Regions from separate parts of the Homo sapiens genome. Here region 2 is linked to region 1. The links are chromatin loops, found by intact Hi-C in ENCODE. Cell type or tissue: B cell. All regions are shown on one strand. Links, peaks and the distances in the headings refer to the core of each region. The heading gives the core; the rest is flanking DNA. Region 1 has its middle 69 kb from the start of XCR1. Region 2 overlaps LRRC2 (leucine rich repeat containing 2).

What was found. Peaks named below come from ENCODE experiments on the same cell type or tissue, not always from the same donor. Only the 100,000 strongest peaks of a DNase experiment are listed, where the experiment ranks them.
Region 2: a loop joins it to region 1, with 7 times the contacts of the local background. A loop is called at or near these places in 3 of 110 quality-filtered maps.

The regions. Positions count from the first base shown.
Region 1 is chr3:46,091,309-46,102,151 of GRCh38, reverse strand. No RefSeq gene overlaps it. Among named protein-coding and RNA genes, the nearest start is that of XCR1, 69 kb to the right of the region's middle. RefSeq lists an enhancer at 4,403-4,512. In B cell, for the core only: no CTCF peak of the experiment used is centred there; DNase peaks (open chromatin) are centred at 3,631, 6,641, 9,321, 9,721 and 4 weaker places; H3K4me3 peaks cover 1,232 bases; H3K27ac peaks cover 2,842 bases.
Region 2 is chr3:46,533,890-46,545,165 of GRCh38, reverse strand. LRRC2 (leucine rich repeat containing 2) reads left to right here. Exons shown (of 9, transcript NM_024512.5): 3 at 1-120; 4 at 5,965-6,121. Among named protein-coding and RNA genes, the nearest start is that of LRRC2-AS1, 18 kb to the left of the region's middle. RefSeq lists enhancers at 160-704, 6,045-6,104. In B cell, for the core only: no CTCF peak of the experiment used is centred there; DNase peaks (open chromatin) are centred at 3,095, 5,925, 6,075 and 7,055; H3K4me3 peaks cover 2,387 bases; H3K27ac peaks cover 1,591 bases; H3K27me3 peaks cover 1,275 bases.

The DNA.
Region 1 (10,843 bases), core at 2,679-10,678:
CATCTTATCAATTTATCTAATAGGAGTTTATATTTATGCAAAAGTCATAATAGTATCCTGTAATCTGGGACTCCCTTGTCCATGCTTTTGGCTTGAGCTCCCAGTCCATATTCCAGGTAAAGTTATTCCCTTGGTGGCAGTGACTCCAAGAGCAGATATTGTTTCTGAAACAGAAACATAAATAGTCTTCATCAATGGCAATTGTTGTTATTTCCATTATTAATGAAACCATACTAACCAAATTAGGGCTGAATGTGGATATTAATTATTCTTCCCCTTCACATCCTCTCCTGCCCTTACTTGCTCTTTAGAAGCCTACTTTATAAGGAATCATGGAGTTTTAGAAAGTAAAAGCGATCTGGGAGACATCAGGACCCACCCAACTATTTTACAGAGGAGGAAAATGAAGCTGGGGAGAGGCTACCACTTGCCCCAGCCTGCACAGTTGATAAGAAGGCCAGGTGGGACTAGAACACAGGTCTCCAGGCAATCAGGTCCACATCCTTGATTCTCTCTTTCATCTCATTCTGTCTTGGACTGAAAATGGACTCTGCCACTTTTAGCAAGGACCCTCCTGAGGAAAATCCAGACCCTGAAGGCTGACCACTAGGTCATCTCATAGTTGAGAGGAAGCTGACTAGTGTCCTCTCAGCCACCTAGTATGACTCTAGGTCAAATCAAGATCCCATCCAGGTTAATACATTCATGTGAACAGCTATTAAAAACAAACAGAACAAACCAAAATGGAACCAAAACAAGCAAGGTTGGTGCTTTTTCTTTTTCACTGAAAGTGGGAAATAAATGAGAGTTGTCTGTGCTTCTTGATATTAATCGTGTGAGGTGGCAGAGAAAGATGTGGGACTTGAAGCAGATTCAAAATTCTCCCTCCCACCAAATCCAAAAAACACCAGAGATTTTTGTTCATTTGTTTTTGAGAAAACAGGCAAAAGTCTTCCAAACCAAGGAAGGAACAAGCATCATACCATACACTACTTTGCAAAGTGCGGTCAAAAGCAGAACTGGAAAATACTTGGCATCATCAAGTGGCTTCCCCCAGAAACAATAAGGATGGAAATGGGGTGGAGCTGGGTCAGAGGGATGTGGCCTGGAAGCTGAGTGGACAGATTCTAAAAAGTATTACTTAAATCCCCAATTTTAAGGAAGTTGATGAGGAAGGCTGATTTCTAGCTTCCTAGATGCTCAGAACACATTTTGGGGTTGCAATAAAAGTGGAAGTTATTGGTGAGGGCAGTGGCAGGGGGTGATGTCCTTCACGTTAGAGCCTCTGGAGGTTGGAAAGTACAAAGACCAGGGTGAGCATAAAAGGAAGTGATTGATGGAATGACTGGACCTAAACTGCTGTGGAAACTGGCCTTCACCATCCCACCTCTCCCTAATCCCATGGGCAGAAAATGGCAGCTTTTACCTTAAAAGCTGGAAAAATAATCCTTTTTTATTTTTATTTTATTTCAATAGTTTTCGGGGAACAGGTGGTTACAGGGATAGATTCTTTAGTAGTAATTTCTGAGATTTTGCTGCACCTGTCACCCAAGCAGTACACTGTGCCCAGTGTTTAGTCTTTTATCCCTTACCACCCTTGCACCCTTGAGAAATAATCTTTTTAAAAAGCAAATAAAAGCTGACTGGAAGGGGCTGAGGCTTCCAACATGGGAGTAACATCTTAGAGCAGGGGTCTCCTTGAATTGGTTTGACTTCTCCCACTCTCACAGAAGAAAGCAAGATTTACCCATCAGCACCCCCTTCCACAGCCAGAGAGCTCACAGTCACACCTTCTCATTCGCAGAAGGACCCCAGTCCCCCATTTACTTCAACTTAACAACCCAACCTAGAATGCATAAATAGAAATGAGCTGCCACAAACACCATTCACTCAGGAAAAGAAAAGGACCAAGATAAGTCAACAGAACAAATGAACTTGGAGGAGGTAGAACAAGGAAAGGAAAAAGAACTAAGTAAAAACCTTAAACTCTAATTATCCTCTTGGAGAACCAAGATGATACGTCCGTAAAACAAAACCCACACTTTGGGAGGCCAAGGCAGGTGGATCACGAGGTCAAGAGATTGAGACCATTCTGGCCAACATGGTGAAACCTCGTCTCTACTAAAAATACAAAAATTATCTGGGCATGGTGGTGGGCACCTGTAATCCCAGCTACTCAGGAGGCTGAGGCAGGAGAATTGCTTGAACCCGGGAGGCAAAAGTTGCAGTGAGCCCAGGTCACGCCACTGCACTCCAGCCTGGTGACAGACCGAGACTCTGTCAAAAAAAAAAAAAAAAAAAAAAATCTTCTATTAAAAAGGAGCAGTTGAAAACCAAGAGTTTGTTCTAAATCCCTTTTAAAATATATTTACTTTTTATTATCACAAATATAATACATTCAATTTTTTTGAAACCAAAAGTCAAAGACAGAAAAAATACATTAAAAATTCAAGAAGAACTTGCAGAATACAGAGTAAAATGACCAAAATAAAATGGGTAATTGGAGAAAAAAAATACATAGGGTCAATTTAGGTGGCTCAACATTTACATTGCAGGAATTTCAGAAAAGGAGAAGAAGGAAAACAGAAAGCAGAAAATTATCAAAGAAACAATTGAAAAAAATCTCCCGGAGTTGAAGAAAGATATAAGCTTTGGATTGAAAGACCCCAAGCACTGAGCACAATGAACAAAGAGTGATCCATAGAAATAACCTCTTGGAATTTCAGAGCACCAACAATCTAAGGAGATCCTAAACACTCTCAGAGAGAAACAAGAAACAAATAAACAACAAAAGAATAAGAACCAACTTTGGGAGGCCAAGGCAGGTAGATGACTTGAAGTCAGGAGTTTGAGACCAGCTTGGCCAACATGACAAAACCCCGTCCTATTAAAAATACAAAAGTTAGCTGGGTGTGGAGGCAGGCACCTGTAATCCCAACTACTCCAGAGGCTGAGGCAGGAGAATCACTTGAACCCAGGAGGTGGAGGTTGCAGTGAGATGAGATCACACCACTGCATTCCAGCCTGGACAACAAAGACTCCATCTCAAAAAAAAAAAAAAAAAAGAATAAGAACCAGATTGGCATCTTTCTCATTAGCAGTTTGCACCTCTGAAACAGAGAGGAGTTAGCTTTAAGGATTCTCAGACCCTGTTTAACTCAAAAGCTTATGAATCCAAATTTCTAGCAAGTGTGAGCATTGCCATTGAGATCATGCGACCCTGGCAATCTTGATGACAAAAATGGCTGGGCTCTATTTTCTGTTGTTGTTGGACAAGAATCTCCCTTGATATCTGAAGCTAAGAAGTGCTAAGAACCTCATGCTCCTCCAACAGCATTGCAATAACTTGCTCCAACAGAAGGCCAAGTCCACATAGATTAACCTTGATGTTCACGTAGAAAAAGGCCAAAGACCTCACACACTGAAGGCCAGCAATCCCCTGCAAGCCCTGCTCCAGCCCTTGAAGAAGCCAGCAATCATTTGGGCTGTGGCCTCCCACAGAGGAGTGAGTCTTCTCTGTTTTGCAAGAAAAGCAGGAAGTATGTTGAAAGTCATAACCACAGCAAAAAACTGCCACATCAAACTGAGAGGTGCTCTCTAAACATGGAGATATCATTCACCACCAGGAACCCAGATGAAAGTAAATCCCACTGTCCACAGAGTTACTTACACACCTGTTCATGTCTTGGCCAGGATTTTATCTAAAATGAAGTTCTGTGTGTAGTAGGTTATTAATAAAAGCAAAACAAAGAGAAACAGAAACTTCTACCCTCACCTGTCCAAGAGAAGCCACACTCGTGGTGAGATCCTGTAACAAATGACAATTAATTTGACCTTTCTAACTGGAGTGTCTGGAATTGTGGGGTCAGGTTTTGAAGATGAGAGGCTGTAACTAAGAAATATCCACTAGCTGTTAGTAGAGAGTCTACAACCTTGCCTTTTAAAGTGTAGTTCTCAGAGCAGCAGCAGCAGCTGCTGCAGCACCAGGAGGCTTTATGAGACACAGAGTCTTAGGCCACAAGCCAGACTGCCTTTCACCAAAATCTCCAGAGGATACATTTGGGCATTAAAGTTTGAGAGGTGCTGGTGTACAAGACCTGGGTGGATGTGGATGTGCATGTGCTGGGAGGGACCCTTCTTGGAATTTTGTACCAAAGATTGTGACCCTCTTAGGCAATCAAGTCTGAGTCATAGAGGAGGCCCCAGAAATTCAGCCTAGAAACGCCTGTGTTTAAAAACAGAAGGCCATGGCTTCCAGGAAGGATGATCTATTTTATAATACCGTAAGGTTTCAAAATGACTACAGCCCCCTTATCCGCCTCCACTGAGCTCCACACCGTCGTCTACCCTGACACTCTTGGTGCTGGAGACATAGGGGTCCGGAGCAAGGCAATCACAGGGGACAGGAACCTTGCTTTTTGAGACCCTGGGCCCCAGAACAGCTCTAGCCAAGGCTCCCACACCCCTCATTCTAGAAATGAGGGTTTTCTAGAAAGTCAGGCCTGCATGCAGGGAAGGGAGGTGAGGGTGCCCATGAGTGAGCCGCTCAGAAATCCCTTCTCCAGCCCCACTCTCTCAGTGACCCCACCTGGACATCATCTACTCTATCCACAAGAAGCGGGTTCAGCCGAGGGGATTGACCAGAAGCTCAGGTGTGAGCCTGAGGGCTGACTGCTGGTTATTTTTCTGTCCTGGAACACCTGACCCACCTGCCTGTCTTCATGTCGCCAGTGTGGGGAGGGAGAGAGACAACTAACTATAACCAGGAGGGTCCCCGCAGTGGCTCCGGCCTCGCCTCCCCTTTCTTGCCTGAGACACTAACTTAGTTCCTGGTTTGGTGCCTGTCGGCGCCTCCATTACCAGTAGCTTAGCTCCCACCGTGGGGAGGGAATCAAAGAGGTTGTGCCGCCCTTGCCATGTAGCTGCCCCTGAATCTCATCCAGGTCAGTTCCAGATTCTAAACTGAATTTTTTTCATGATATTGTCAAAACAGTGAGGAAACATTTTTTAAAAGCCCTATAGAAAAAAAGAAGAAGAAAGAAAGAAAGAATTGGGTTCAGCTGCAAATAACAGGAAAAAAAAATAGTGGCTTAAACCAGTGCCTCTCAAACCATCCTGTACACAGAAATCACCCGGGGATCTTGTTAAAATGCAGACCGTGATTCAGAAGCCCTGGGGCTGGCCCTGACGTTCAGCATGTCTAATGGGCTCCTGTGCGATGCCCAAGCTGCTGGTCCACAGAGCTCACTCCATAGGGAGGGCTTCAGCAAGACAGGAGTGTATTCCTCAGCCACAAGAAACCTGGAGTCTGGCCCTCCAGACTATATCCATCGCTGGTGATGGGACCATTGGTACACCAAACCTCAGCAACATTCAATTTACCCATCTAACAAATCTGCATGTGTACCCTCAGAACCTAAAATAAAAGTTGAGATAGAGGAAAAAAAAGAGTTTGTTGCTTTCAGCCTCTTGATTAGTGAGATGGAAACAAACCATCAATACACAATGCTGTCTGGCTTCCTCTGTGTGGAAAGTGCGGATAGGGATTGAGAGGGTCCTACTTGCCAAGGCCACAAGTTTGGGATGAGTCAGCTGCATCATACATCAGCAGATGAGCTGTGAGGCAGGGATGCTCCAATGGGCACAGAGCAGCCAGACCCACAACCTGCCCTGAAGCCACTCAGAGATCACAGTTCAGTTACAGGGTACATGGTGGGCGGCCTAAGAATGGGGAGAAACTGGGGACCTAGGACCCAGGACCTGGCCACACTGAGTGGACGAGATCAGCTTCAGGTCCCGGGAAAGTTCTTCCCAGAAGGCAAAAATGATTCCTGAAGCATATGGTCATTGTGATACCTTGGCTGGCAATATAATCTGTAGTCCAAACCAGGGACAGTGTTGAGAATAGAAAGCCAAAATCACTTAATAGGCCTTAACTGATCTGTGGTATGCATTAACCAGTTGTCGGCAAGTCCAGAACTGTGGACCTTCTCCTAACCCTGTGAGTGGACATCTGCCAGGTAAGCTGGCCACAAGCAGACTGCACTGGAACACTTAGGGTCTCCATTTTGGCCTAGATGATCCTCAGGTCAGGATTCAGACATGTTGGGCAGCATCAGAAGGACAGGGTGGGTGATTGTGGTCCTTGATAGCAGGCATAGGGCTTCAATAAGGAGTGAAAGCTCCTGTAAAGCAACTACTGACTGTTGACAGTGAACGGATTCATCAGAAACTCAACTCAGGCTGGGCGCGGTGGCTCAAGCCTGTAATCCCAGCACTTCGGGAGGCTGAGGTGGTTGGATCACGAGGTCAGGAGATGGAGACCATCCCGGCTAACACGGTGAAACCCTGTCTCTACTAAAAATACAAAAAATTAGCCAGGCGTGGTGGCAGGAGCCTGTAGTCCCAGCTACTCCAGAGGCTGAGGCAGGAGAATAGTGTGAACCAGGGAGGCAGGGCTTGCAGTGAGCCCCACTGCACTCCAGCCTGGGCATCAGAGCGAGACTCCGTCTCAGAAAAAAAAAAAGAAAGAAAGAAAGAAACTCAACTCAAACCAGCTTTAGCAAAAAAGGGAATCTGTGGGCTGTGTAACCAAATCACACAGAGTACAGAGGTGCAGCTAAACCCAAGGACAACTGGATTCGAAGATTTGAATATTGCCAGGACTTCCTCTTTCTTCACCTACATCTTCGTCAGCTTGGGTTGCTATGACAAGTTACTATAGACAGGGTGGCTTAAACAATAGGCATCTATTTCACAGCTCTGGAGGCTGGGAAGTCCAAGATCAAGGTGGAGACGGATTTGGTTCTAGTGATGTCCCCCTTCCTGGCTTGCAGATGGCCAGCATCTCAGTATGTGTTCCTATGACAATTCTTTGTGTGTGCACACTTGAAGAGAGAGTTTCAGTGTGTCCTCTTCCTCTTCTTTTAAGGGCACTAATCCCATCATGACTTCATCTAAACCCAATTACCTCCCAAAGTCCCCACCTTCCAAATACTATCACATAGGAGGTTAGGACTTGAACATATGAATTTGGGGTGAGGGACACAAACATTCAGTCCATAACAACCTATGTCTCTGATTCTCTCTGCATATTGGACTCATTCTCTCAGTCCAGCTGTCCCCACAAAGTCAAAGCCATGCCTGCAGGCAGCTCTGAACCAACAATGGCAGGGAGGAGAATCAGCATCCTCACCAGCTCCAGGTGGAAAAAAATCCCAGAGAAGGCTCGTGATTGGCTTTGTGGGCCCACTTGCCCATTCCTGGCCAATTGCTTTGGCCAAAGGGATGAGGCCACTGTGATTGGCCCAGGCAGATCGTGTGTTCATCCTCACACCACAGGGATGGTTGGATTGGTGAAAAAGCAGCTTTCCCCCAGAATGGGAAGGCTGTTGTAGGCAAGCCAAGCAATGAATGCCCATTGCAAAGGGAGCTGGAAGTGGTTAAGGGATGAAGCAAGGGCTGTGCTAAATGGAACTATTGGCCAGTCTCTGTAAGATGCCTGGGGCTGCTTAGAAATACTTTAGGGGACTTACTTTGCAAGGAGCTGAAATCATGAAATAACATGTTGTAAACCAAAGAAATGTGTTCATTACTGTTAATATAGGGGCTGAAGTACCCTGGTACTATGATATCTGCAATTTACTTAAAAATATATTGGCACTGAAAATGTAATCTAAGTGTGGGTGTAGCCTTTTAAATCTTCACTCCAGAGGAAGCCAGTTGCCCTAATCAAGACAACTCCAGGGTGGTAATTAGAGTGTAATCGGAAGGCCATACCCCAGACGGACACCCACAAGTGCTTCAGCTGTCTTCTTCTCTGATTAGTGCCAGCAGTTTTGTTCATTAATATAATGAACATGGACATGAGTTTTCATCAGTGAAGCATGAAACTCCACAGCAAGAAACTCCACAAACTTACATGAACAGGCCATTCGAATCTAATGGGCCTTTCTTCCTCCCTACTTAGGAATGTCACCCACGACATTTGTGTCAGCTTCTGGTTCAGGAGAATGCGGGCCAACCTCAGTCTGACTAGATGGTTCACCAATCCTACTACTAGACTGTTGTGATATTTGCCTTAACTGAACCTCTCTTTCATGCAAGATCTCGTTGGAACCTCCTAAAGAACAGAGATGCTGGACTTTATCACACTCAGGAGGTGACTGATGTGAGCCTGCTTGCTAATAAATGTCTGTTTTGGGGGGAAGAATTCAGTCTGAGACTTGCTTTTATGGTAACCTGCAGTGAGGCTGTGAGGAGGAGCTGGCCCTAAACACCTACTACAATGGTGGCTGCTTTTATTAACCAAAAAGAACCTCCCAATTGTACAAGATCAAATTGGGAAGTAGAAGGTGCCCTTGTAAGCTCAGTGTGTGTGTGGGTTGGGGAAGACAGTTTTCATCAGAAAGATCTATCATCCGTCATGTCTCAGGGTCACAACCACTAAGTCAGGAAGCCAGCCCCCAAATAGGTGGGGAAAGGGTTTTGGGTCTAAGGCAGGGCCCATTCTAGAGAGACTAGGGAATGAGCAGATTTCCATGAGGAAGAGAGAGAAGACCCAGGAAGTGAGGCAAAGGCCTAGCAGCCAGAACTGGAGCACAAGATTGGAACCAGAGCAATGAGAGGACCTCCATGGAGGTGAGCCATCCAGAATCCAGCAGGAAGGACCATGAGTATGGTTTTGGCTGTCACAATAAGAAGGCTAGAGAGACCCGGAAGCAAACCAAGCCTGACAGCCCTCCATCCATCTGAACAACACCCCAAAACTACCATGAGGAAATGCAAGGAGGTCAGAATTTACAATGCCTAACTCTTTATCAAGAACCTTGAACCATCATGTTTCCCTTCCAATGATCAGTATTTTCATGGTCATTGCAAAGACTATCAAGGAAATACCTTTGTAGCTGCTGGCATGAGGATTTCTTTGAGGAAAAAGGGCCTTTGAGAAGCCCACTTCTCAAAGAGTCAAAGGGAGCTTCCAGCCTGGACTTTGGGCTGTTCCCATATTTTCTGTGGAAGGAAAGAGATTTTCCATAGCATGAAGTAGAAACAAGGATCAGAGCTGGGTGCTGTGGGAAAGGCCAGGGAAGAAGAGGGGAGGCACTGCCATAGCCCAGGGAAGGTTTCAAGGGGTTTGCGAGACACATTATGTGTGAGGTTAGCTTTCCCTGGGTCCCTCTATTAAAATATGTAGCAAATTCTCACTGCTTATTTATGCATGTGCGCTTCCTACTGCCCAGGTGTTGAAACTGACCTAAGACAATTTGGTCATGCACAACCACAAAGTTCCTTTTGGTTACTATCAGCTGCCACCATCAGATAAGAGTGGAAACTCACCCACTCCCCTGCTATCTCAATCCAAGTTACCCCAGGAGCAAGGCTCAGAATGAATTCTGTCCTAAATAAAAACATTTATTAGCAAGCAGGTAATGTTTTCAAATGCAAGAGAATTGTTTAGAGCCACAAAGAGATGATGAGGATGAAAACAGAGACCTTAACCAAACATAAGCACATGTCTCAGTGAGAAGATATTAACTTTTTCTAACTATATTTATTTATGCACACCTGTTACTTCATTCAAACACTTATTGGAGACAGGAACAACTTGTGTTGCTTTCAAAATCCCCATGGGACCTCACTCTCCAAACAGCAGGGGTAAAATAAGATAAAACATGAACCTTGAGTGCATACAAAGGAGCCTTGTGCATTGTGAAACATTAGTGATGATTCTTTGTTCTGTGAAGGTTTAGACATTGCAGGGGTAATTATGGGATGTTGCACCTCCCAAACCAAGCACTTTCCCCCAAGGTCTACCAGGATGATCTGCAAGAAGACTCCCTCACAAAGACACAAAGGGAACCGTGGGAGTGGCAGGCTTCATCTGTCTAGCTGCAGGTGCAAGGAGGAAGTCTACTCCAGCAGGAAAGTTTAGGTGTCTGGAATCTGCATAGTTCAATAACTGCTGTGGTTTGAATGTTTGTCTCTTCCAAAAGTCATGTTAAAATTTAACCCCCAGTGCAACACTGTAGGGAGGTAGGGCCTGAAGTAACGTCTTTAATCATGGGGGCTCGGCTCACATGAATTGATTAATGCCTCTGAAAAACAGGCTCAAGGGAATGGGTTCATTCTCTTTTTTCCCTTCCACCATATGATGCCTTCTGCCACGTGATACCTTCTACTTTGCAATGACACAGCAAGAAGACACTCACCAGATGACTTGATTTGGACTTCCCAGGCTCTGGAATTATGAGCCAATAAATTTCTGTTCATTATAAGTTACCCAGTCTGTGGTATTCTGTTATAAAAGCACAAAACAGATTAAGACAGTAATAGACAAAAAAACAGATGAGCATATAGCACTTGGGCCCAACCAGACATATGCTAAGAGGGGCAGAATTCAGCACTCAACAAAGAAGACTCCAGGAGTAGTGATTCTCTGAAATCCAGGAGGATAAGCAGCAGGTGAGAAGGCACCTGGGACAACAGTGGGTTACAAGGCTATAGCCATCAGCGTGAAATTTTGGAAGCAGAGAGGACTCCAGCCCTGAGCAGCAACTGAGAGTGACAAGAGTACCAAGAATGGGTTCTGGAGGGACGGAGCTGCTCTCAGGTAGAGATTTGAATCAAGAGAATGAGAGAAAATCCAAGTTCTCAGAAACCAGGCTAAGGTCAGGGGCACACTGTCAATGCCTGATGCATAGACCTATAGTATTGAGCTAAATCTCCTTAAATTCCCCTTCCCAAAGTCAGGATTAATCCCAGAAATAGGAATACTTTCTTGAGGGTTCTTTCAGCTGCAAGTAACAGAAAACTGAACTTAAAGTGGCTTGAATACTAAGGA
Region 2 (11,276 bases), core at 1,593-9,592, 440 kb before region 1:
AGCGTGCGGCTTCTGGACAAGATTGAAAGGAACACTCTCACAAGGCAGAGTTCACTTCCCAAGGACAGAGGCAAACGGAGCAGTGCGTTTGTGTTTGAACTTTCTGGGGAGCACTGGACGGTGAGTCGAGGCAGTTCTCGCCCAATGCAGTGCTGTGGTCGATGACTGCTGCTCGCCTGAGCCCAAGGATGAATGAATGAATGCTTTTGCCTTTAGAGGAGGTTCTTCTGTCCCTTCCTCAGTGAAACGCAGCGCAGTCCTGGAAGCAGTGATGGGACCCACTTGGATACCTCTGTGGCTGAGCAGCTGGGATGCACGTGCCCTCTCCTGGGCAGCACAGTCTTTCAGGATGCGTTCCTCTCCTGTTCCCCGCCCTAGACCCTTAACATAATTCTTTGTCTTTAAAAAACATCAATTTAAGTGACGGCGCCTTTCATTCAACTAACGCCCTGGCAGTGGGCAATTACTTACTTGCCGAAGTGCCGAAGGGCAGCAAAGGAATTTCTGCAGATCCTTTATCTGGTTTTCCTGTCCTGAGATTCTGAGGCCAGGGCAAAGACAATTCCATCTTTCTTTCCTCAGGTCCCATAATAACTTGGGCTATTGCCCATTTCATCGGGACAGGGTTCCCTGGGACCCTCCGTCCATCTCTTTGTATCTTGCCATTTTGTGTCTTTTTTGTTTTGTTTTGTTTTGTTCAAGAGTCTTGCTCTGTCACCCAGGCTGGAGTGCAGTGGCGAGATCTCAGTTTCCCGAGGAGCTGGGACTACAGGTGTGTGCCACCATGCCTGGCTAATTTTTGTATTTTTAGTAGAGACGGGGTTTCACCATGTTGGCCAGGTTGGTCTCGAACTCCTGACCTCAGGTGATCTGCCCGCCTTTGCCTCCCAAAGTGCTGGGATTACAGGCAAGAGCCACCACGCCCGGGCTTTGTATTTTTTTCCTAGAGGCGGGGTTTTGCCAGGTTGCCCAGGCTGGTCTCGAATTCCTGAGCTTGAGCCTATTACCCTGCCATTTTGTGACTAAAAGGACTCGGTGGAGAGACTAAATATTTTGCGTGACCTGGGGCTGTCTTTTATTAGCCATGTGATCCGAGGTGGTTTTTATCATTTGATAAAAATGCATATCACTTTTATGGGTTTTTATCATTCTTATCAGTAAAATGCTGCTAATGCTTGCCCTGACCCTATCTGAGTGCTATTGAGAGGATGAAGTGCATGAATATTCTGTAAAGTATACAGTTCTCCAAAAATGCAAGAGGTTATTACTGTAAACCTCTTTACTGTTCTTTCCCTTGCATCCCCATCATTGAGATCAGTAGGTAACGGGCTGCCTATTCTAGGGCACGAAGGGAGGCATGTCTGGATTGTTAATTAAATACCATTGGCCAGTAAACACGATCCTGGGTGTGGCACTTACCCTGTAAGGGTGTCCAGTTCACCTGGAGAACCTGTCACGAGCCCTCATGTTTCACAATCTACCTTTTGAAAATCATTGTAAAGGGTATTTATTATTTATTATTATTATTATTATTATTATTATTATTAATTGAGATGGAGTCTCGCTCTGTCACCCAGGCTGGAGCACAGTGGTGCGATCTCAGCTCGCTGCAAGCTCCGCCTCCCGGGTTCACGCCATTCTCCTGCCTCAGCCTCCCGAGTAGCTGGGACCACAGGCACCCGCCACCATACCCGGCTAAATTTTTGTATTTTTAGTAGAGACGGGTTTTCACCGTGTTAACCAGGATGGTCTCGATCTCCTGACCTCGTGATCCGCCCGCCTCGGCCTCCCAAAGTGCTGGGATTACAGGCGTGAGTCACTGCACCTGGCCTGTAAAGCGTGTTTAATGTGCCCGGTATGGTAAAGGGAATGGGAAGATGGTTAGAATTCAGCAGGCTGGGAGAGACCTCCATTGTGAACCAGGTGGATGGCGTCCTCAAAACTTGCAATCTCTTTGTCCCCATACGCCATCCCCTAAGCCGTACTCTGTTGTGATTGAGTACAGGAGAGTCCAGGAAGACTCTGGGCCCCACATATTCTTTAGAGTGAATTTCAGTTACCGTTTTCCTCCCCCAGAGAGCTTGTGCTTCGGCCTCACCTCTGACTAAGGAGTGAAAGGCTGTGTGTGTTAAGGGATTTTTCAGCCTCTTAGAGTGCTCTGTGGCAGTGAGGGATTTGTGGCCTCCAAAGTCACACCTGGCAGCCTGCCTGGCCCCTGCAAGAGGTCAGGAGGGAAGGAATGGGCTGTGGAGCTTCTGGGGCCTTAGGGACTAGGTAGAGAGAGATCTGCTGCGGCCCTTAGGGCTGGCTGAGGCTGTGTGGCCAGCTTGGGCTGAGGGCTGGGGCTCCTGTTTTGAGTCAGAAGCTCTCAGACCCCGGACCCTGCTCGTATAGGGGAGATCCTCAATTTTATTTTCCAACCCTGCAATAGAATTTTTCATTTTTACTACCACATGTTTAATTTCCCCGAGCTGTTTGCTGTTTGTTTTTTCAAATGGATGAATTCTGTGAAGTGGCTTTATTTTTCCACTTTTACAGATATCTCTTAATCTTAGCTTTTAAAATTTTGTTCTGTTTTTATTTTGCAGGGTAATGGCTTTTCTTAGCTATCTTGGGATCAATCTTTTTTTTTTTTCTTTTCTTCTTTTTTTTTCTTTTGTTTGTTTTTTGAGACAGAGCCCTGCTTAGTCACTCTGTCTGGAGTGCAGTGGCATGAACATGGCTCACTGTAGCCTCTATCTCCTGGACTCAAGTGATCCTTCCACCTTAGCCTTCTCTGTAGCTGGAACCAACAGGTGCATGCCACCACACTCGGCTAATTTAATTTTTTTTTAAAGATGGAGTCTCACTTTGTGGTCTGGGCTGGTCTTGAACTCCTAGGCTCAAGTGATTGTCTTGCCTTAGCCTCCCAAAGTGCTGGATAGTTTTTTTGGGGGGGATGCTTTCTTGTTTCAGAGTTTCCTTTTTCTTTTAGGGTATGTGTCTTTATCTTGCATGTTGGGACATTTCTTGGAGGTCTGGAGACACTGGGTTGTCCAGAGCACTAACAAGCTGACCAGAAGCTCTGAGTGTGTGTCGGGCACACTTAGCTTTTGAGGAAGTTGCTGTAAAGTCCCCATCTCACTGGTGCCTCCCCTCTCCTATTCATGATTATTCATGAATGTTCATGAATGCACATTCATGATTTGTCTGGAGCTATGGGAGCATACAGAGAAGGATCTTCTCAGTTCCTGGGGCAGAGAGAATCTCAGCATTCATCACTCATCATCTGATTGCCACCTCCCCTGCCTCAGCTGTGCTTGAGGTACCCCAGTTCAGGGACTTTGTTGAACCTCCTCCAGTGAATAAGCCTCAGCTTCCTACTGGTGGGGAGCAGAGGTAATTGCTGTGTGGCATGGATGGGGGTCAAGGTTCTGGTCCTCAGACTTTGAACCCGATCTCTTTCTTTGGGCCGTGACTTCAGCTCTCACTTCCAGGGGTACCAGGCTCTTCTACTGCCGAGTCTCTGGTGGCTTCTGGTGAGAAGCCCAGGTTGTATCTCAGTTGTTTCTGCTGCTAGTCTAAGATTGAGCAGCTCTGGGAAGCCAGGTTACCATCTTCCGGCTGTCTGGTTATCCACATTTTGCAGCTGATGTCTCCTTTCCCTTTCTCTTTGCCCTTCTGCAAGGTTTATGGCACCTAAAAAGTTCCTGTACTGTTGTCTTTAATGGAATTTTGGAGAAGAGCAAAAGTACATGCATACATTCAATCTGTCATTTTTACTCGATTCTTTTCATTTCTATTTCATTTGATATCCTAATATTTTTCTTTTCTTTTCTTTTTTTTTTTTTTTTGAGACGGAGTCTCGCTCTGTCGCCCAGGCTGGAGTGCAGTGGCATATTCTCGGCTCACTTCAAGGTCCGCTTCCCGGGTTCACACCATTCTCCTGCCTCAGCCTCCCGAGCAGCTGGGACTGCAGGCGCCCGCCACCACGCCCGGCTAATGTTTTGTATTTTTAGTAGAGACGGAGTTTCACTGTGTTAGCCAGGATGGTCTCGATCTCCTGACCTCGTGATCTGCCCGCCTCGGCCTCCCAAAGTGCTGGGATTACAGGCGTGAGCCACCATGCCCGGCCTATCCTAATATTTTTCTTGTTGAAAATAGTCATGAACATAATTTTAGAAATTTAATAATCTTTCATGTGTGCCATTATTGAAAGAGTGGAATGAGGTTATTTATGAGACAGTCAGTACGTTGAAGTGTCAATGAAGAGATTGTGATTATGAGCCTGTGGTCAGCTCCCTGATGACCCAACTCATTTTGTCTCAGTTCCAGGAGGCAACCCTCTGGTGTGGTGTGGGTTCCATTCAGATCAAGAGGTGTCGGGACAGTTTGCCAGGGCCACGAGAAGGGGGCAGGTGGTAACTAGGTAGTTGGCTTCAGAAGCAGCGGCACAGGGCCCTATGCTTGGTTTAATGCTCTGTGCTCACCATCTTGAACTTCTTAATTTTTAACAAGGTGCCTGCATTTTCATTTTGCACTAGGCTCTGCAAACTCAGTAGTGGATCCTTACTGTAAGTGATTCACTTAAATGTCTTTGGGGTTTCAGCTTTCCTCTTCCAAAGGGGCTCACTTTGCCTATCAATTTTTTTTTTTTTTTTTGAGATGGAGTCTCACTCTGTCACCCAGGCTGGAGTGCAGTGGTGCTATTTTGGCTCACTACAACCTTCGCCTCCTGGGTTCAAGCGATTCTCCTTCCTCAGCCTCCCAAGTAGCTGGGATTACAAGTGCACGCCACCACACCTAGCTAATTTTTGTATTTTTAGTAGAGATGGGGTTTCACCATGTTGGCCAGGCTGGTCTCGAACTCCTGACCTCAGGTGATTCACCCGCCTTGGCCTCCCAAATTGCTGGGATTACAGGCGTGAGCCACTGTGCCCGGCCCACTTTGCCTATCTTATGGTACTGTTGCATGAGATAATACTAGAGTGAAAGCACTTTTGCAAGTTAACAGCTTAACCCACACACAGGAGGGCAATGGTTGTAAAGCACATTACAAGTACCAAGTACAAAAAAGAAGGATCACTATGGACTCCATTGCTCCCTCCACCTCCCCTTCAACTGCCATGGAGTTTTCCACACCTCATCCCACCTCCACCCTGTGCTCCAGCCACTTTGCTGATGGTGCGTTGTGGTCAGCTTCTGAGGTCAGGGGACCTGTGTGTCTCGTCTTTGCCCCACCCCTCAGTGCTGAGCACCCCTCACCTGCAATGGGGGCTCGGTAACTCTCGGTGAATTAGATTTCTTCAGCTGGACAAATAGCCTCCTTAAAGTCTTTAAACGCTTCTTGCTTGACACCTTTACAGTTTTATCCCAGAACACTTGAGCTAGGGGAGGCCTTGGACACTGAGTTCATCAATGTCATTTCAGCAGTGGAGACCCAGGGAGGTGGCGTGACTGGAAAATGGCAGGGCCTGGGCCGGAACTCAGGTGTCCCAGCTGACTGTCTTTCTCATGCTTTTTCCCTTTCATAGACTCTTAAGAATATTTGGAAATGTGGTACAGCAAATATTAGAGGTTTATCAAGTATTTCTAAAAGCAACTACAGACAAAGGGAAACGAAGCACAAATTTTGAAATCGAATGTATAGACAGACCTTAGGGGATGTTAAGTTGGTATGTTGCAAATAAATAATACACATTGTGGCTCTAAGTGTGAGTCTGGTTTTTTGTGTTCACTAGGATTTAATTTTAATAACATCATGAATTCACGGCAGTTTTGAAATAGGGCTAATATACTGTTGTGAAGTTGACGACAACTGCGGTGTCTTTGGTTTCTTTTTGAAATGGCTGGAGTGCTGGTGGTTAAGTTTTATGCTCTCGTGTCTGCTTTCTCACTTCCTGTTTTAAAATAAATGCTTGGTTTTACACGGCTTTGTGCACACGGAGGAGCTAGTTCTGATTGATGTCATTCTTTCTATTTTAGGAGCTCCCAGATTCATTGAAGGAGCAGACACACCTGAGAGAATGGTACATAAGCAATACCTTGATTCAAATCATTCCTACATATATTCAGTTATTTCAAGCGATGAGAATTCTGGATCTGCCAAAAAACCAAATCTCACATCTTCCAGCAGAAATCGGTATGTCAACTTAGCAGGGGTCTTCGGGCCTCTGGTGTGTTAAGCAGGCAGCTGTCAGGCAGGTGACAGACACTGTGCAGACACCGTGTTTCCTCTCCAGCTTCCCCAGGAAGTGGTTGGGCAGGGCCGTTTGGAGGCTCCCCAGAGCTGCTTGTTTGCAGCATCCCTTTGGGTGGTGAGGTCGGCGTCTCGCCTGTATAACTCAGCACACAGGACACTTGCCAATTGCTCAGAAACCAGAAGTTTCATGAGTGAGCAATATTTTATTTAGGAACTCTGTGTTTATTTTCTTTTTGTTTTAAACCTATAAACGTGCAGTATGCTTATTAGAAATGTAATGTATTGCTCTTATACATTAGTCCATTGATAAATCTAGTTTAGCTTATGTTGTCTTTTTTTTTCTTTTCCTTGAGACGGAGTTTCGCTCTTGTTGCCCCAGCTGGAGTGCAATGGCACAATCTCGGCTCACTGCAACCTCTGCCTCCCTGGTTCAAGTGATTCTCCTGCCTCAGCCTCCCAAGTAGCTAGGGTTACAGTCACGTGCCACCAGCTGATTTTGTATTTTTTTTTTTAGTAGAGAAGGGGTTTCACCATGTTGACCAGGCTGGTCTCAAACTCCTGACCTCAGGTGCTCTGCCTGCCTCGGCTTCCCAAAGTGCTGGGATTACAGGCATGAGCCACAGTAACCAGCCTGATGTCTTTTTGATGGATCAAAATTTTATAATTCTCAGTCATTATTCAGTTGTGTTATCTTAAAATGAAAATGACAGTGATCATTATTGCTTCTCTTTTTCCTGGGGTGCAAGGAGTGAAGGTCTGGAGCTGCATGGAGCTCCATTCTTACACATGTGCCCTGGGACCAGTGGTTTCGCATAGTTATGTGAAAATTTACCAGAAGCCAAGACCCTGTGGGACAGGTGGCTTGTGGAGCCTCTGGTGTTCATACATGTCTTGCTGGCTGTGTCAAGACTACAAGGCTCTGACCACCCTCTTACCCAGGCCGATCTTGGGGATGCATATGCATGTACTAACCTTGAGGGATGAGGAGACACCTGCTCCCAGGCAAAGAGCAGCCTTGCTAACCACTTGCTGTAAAAGTGGTGGGTTCCCCAAGCTCAGGGTTCTCAGCTGTGATGTATATGTGCATAGCATCTATCCAGGCCATCTGCATCACGCTTGGTAAACTTAGCTGTAAGTGCAACTCACATCAGTATGCTGTGTTGGACCAGGAGCCTCGTGTCTTCTGTCGGTATCCATGAAACAGGAATAGGCAAAATTTATTAGCTTCTAAGCAGGGTAAAATCAAATTTTAGACCCAACAAGGATAAGTACTTCTGTTTCCTTGCCTAGTTTCTGGAAAGGTAGAAAGGACCTTAGAATTTCTATGACTGAAAAGTACCATTTTTGACATGTAAGGGGTCATTTACCTCCTGCCCCTTTATTTTGCAAATTGGAGAGACCCACTGACTGAATCATTAACTGACTGAATCATTATCATTTACATATTACACTAAGGAACTTCTTCAGAGCCTGGGCTAGAAGCCAGATTTCACTATTTGCAGGTCATTTTTGGGCAAGCTCATGGTATATTTAAATAACTGGATAGAGTTTCTGAGGACTGAGTTACTTTTAAAAACCCTTTTTAGGCTGGAGGCGGTGGCTCATGCCTGGAATCCCAGCACTTTGGGAGGCTGAGGCAGGCAGATCACTTGAGCCTAGGAGTTTGAGACCAGCCCGGGCAACATGGCAAAACCCCATCTCTACAAAAAGTAAAACATTAGCCAGGCATGATGGCGTGTGCCTGTGGGAGGATCGCTTGAGCCCAGGAGGTTGAGGCTGCAGTGAGCGGTGATGGCACCAGCCATCACTCCAGCCTGGGTGACAGGGTGAGACCCTGTCTCAAAACAAACAAACAAACAACCCTTTTCAAGTAGAAAGGTTCTGTCCTTATACATTTGAGAAGCCACAGTGGTTGACCTAGACTCAGGGATCCTTGCCATCCTGCCACCTTGGCTTGGGAATCCAGTGGTTGGCAGCAAGATAGATGGGGTATTAAGCATGGAGCTGTCAAAAGGCAGGGCATCAGAGCATCACCATGGGATGAGTCATGCTCACAGTTGTCTGAAATGTCATCAGAGGTGCTCCATTTAATATGTATCTTTGTTCATCTCTTGAAATGTCTTCCTTGAAATTATTGCCAGCCAGATTAACACCTGTTCTTTTTTAACTTCCCACACTACACCAATGTACTATTCATTCTTTCCTTGTGAGCCAGTTTGATTTGAGCAGTGGTTTTCACCCTGGCTACACCTTAGAATCCCCCAAAAAGCCTTAAAAATCTAAACGCCCAAGATCCACTGCAGACCAATTCCATAGGAATCTCTGGGTACAGGGCCAGGAATCAGCATTTAACAAACTCCCTACATGATTCCCATGTGCAGCCATGGTTGAGACCACTGGTGGGGGAGTGAGGATGTTATCCTTGCACACTCGGAGGAGGAGAAGAGATTGGTGGGTGAGGGGTATCCGTGGGGGACCAATGTGGGATTGGGACACTATACTTAATCTCTCTGCTCTTCAGTTTCTTCATCCGTAAAGTGGGGATAATAGTTGTTGCTGTCATTTAGTGGTTGTGAGGATTAGATAAGGCAATAAACACCAACATATTGGGTACATAGTTGTTATTCCAAGCGATTATTCAAGTGATTATTCCAAGGCACTCGAATCCTGTTGGAGACATGATGTCATCCCCACAGACCTCATTCATGTGCACGAAAACTATTCAAACATTCTAGAAAGGTGTAAAATGTAAAATCAAGCCTCTCAGTAAGCGCTAAGTTTCCTGGGTATTCACACTGTACATACACTCATGCTCTTCTATAGACCTACGTTGTAGCTGTCTATTTATAAACAGACATGTAACCATGCATGTTAAATATACTTACACACATGGGCTTACACTGTGTTCTTCAGTCTGTGCCTCACATGTTTCCCCCGATCACACCATGAAGGCGGAGGTGGACTCTAGGATCAGGCTGCCTGGGTCTTTGACTTACTGGAAGGTAACCTTGAGCAAGTCATTTACTCGTTTTCAGTTTCCTCATCTGTAAAATGGGGATAACAATAGTACCTAGTTCACCGCGTTGTTGTGAGGATTAAATAGATAATACATAGAAAGCATTTAGAGTAGGTGAATCCCTGGCATTCACTAGCCATTATTATTATTATTGCTATTATTAGCATCATCTTTATGTTAATGTTATTTTTCAGTATCAGAACATCTAAACCTTCCCCATTCTCCCTAGTAGCTGAGTGATGATTATGGCATGATTTATTTAACTTGTTCCCAAAATATTTTAAAATTAAACTTAGTGAACTGAAGACTGACCTAAGATTCTGAAGACAAAGATGTTATCTAACTTTGAGTAACTTGAGCACATACTTTAATTTTTTAAATCTTAGTATTCTCATTTGTAGGATAAGGGGTCAGAATGATCTTTAAAATATCTGCCACCTCTAAAATTCTCTAGTTGAATTTTTTTGTGAGTTAAACTATGGGAAGGAGGGGGACAATAAATCTCAGAGGCTTTAATACTCTCTATACCAGATTTAAGTCATATATATATTTTATCCAACTTATAATTTTCAGTCTATATCAAATCAACAGAATATAATTTATCCAAATACATCCATAACTTAGGCAAAGACAGACGATTCCCTTCTCACATGGCTGAGACATATATCATATCTCCAGTTTGGAAATTCTTATGACATGTGAGTATCACAATTTTTCATCATTATATAGGAAATCGTAAGAAAAGAACACAATAATAAAAAGGGAGATGTTCTTAGAATGATTTAGGTAAGGTTGTCACCCTAATTTTCTTCTAGTACTTGCTTCTTGATACTCTGAGTTATTAACATGGAGTATTTTGAGCAAATCCTCTTTTTTACCAAACGTAAGTATTGAGGGCATCTAGAATAAATCAATTTTCACATGTGGGGCAAAATGAAAAGAAATGAAAATATATTAGTTCAGGGCATGTTTCTCTCCTAGAGGAGCAGATATAGCTCCTTACAAACTAGGGATAAATGAAGAAACACTCAGCTGCAGGATCTGATGCTCAAGCATAGTGAGGAACGTGGGAATGAACAAAGGATTTTTAGCTCTTTTATGTTGAGCAGCTGAATTTTGTAAAGGAGGTGGGGTTTGATCTCTTATCATATTGTCTTATAGATCTATTGAGGGCTGATGAAGGGGAGGAGTCAGGGAGGTGTGATTACTAGACAGGGTATTCTTTTTCTCATTATTAGAGCAGTTATTTTTGACATTTGACATCAAGGAATTAAGAATGACAATGAGTGGTGCTCTTAACTTCTTTGTGAAATTCCCAAGAAATTATCATTATATGGATTTAAAATAGCTAATTATTGGAATTACAGATGATCCCCAGTTTACAATGGTTAGATGTAAGGTTTTTCAGCTTTTTGATGGTGTGAAAGTGGTGTGCATTTAGTAGAAACTGTACTTTGTTCCTAGAAGGGTGCGGCTGCTAGAAAGAAAGAAAGAAACAAAGAAAGAAAGAAAGAAAGAAAGAAAGAAAGAAAGAAAGAAAGAAAGGAAGGAAGGAAAAGAAAAGAAAAGAAAGAAAACAAAAAAGAAAAGAGCAGCACTATTTACAATAGTAAAGACTTGGAACCAACCCAAATGCCCATCAATGATAGACTGGATAAAGAAAATGTGGCACATATACACCATGGAATACTATGCAGCCATAAAAAGGAGGAGTTTGTGTCCTTTGCAGAGACATGGATGATGCTGGAAGCCATCATTCTCACCAAACTAACACAAGGAACAGAAAACCAAACACCGCATGTTCTCACTCACAGTGGGAGTTGAACAATGAGAACACATGGACACAGGGAGGGAACATCACACACTGGGCCTGTTGGGGGCTGGTGGGGCAAGGGGAGGGAGAACATTAGGATAAATACCTAATGCATGTGGGGCTTAAAACCTAGATGATGTGTTGATAGGTGCAGCAAACCACCATGGCACACGTATACCGATATAAGAAACCTGCATGTTCTGCACATGTATCCCAGAACTAAAAGTAAAACAAAAAAAATTAAAAAAAAAAGAAAAGAAAGGAAG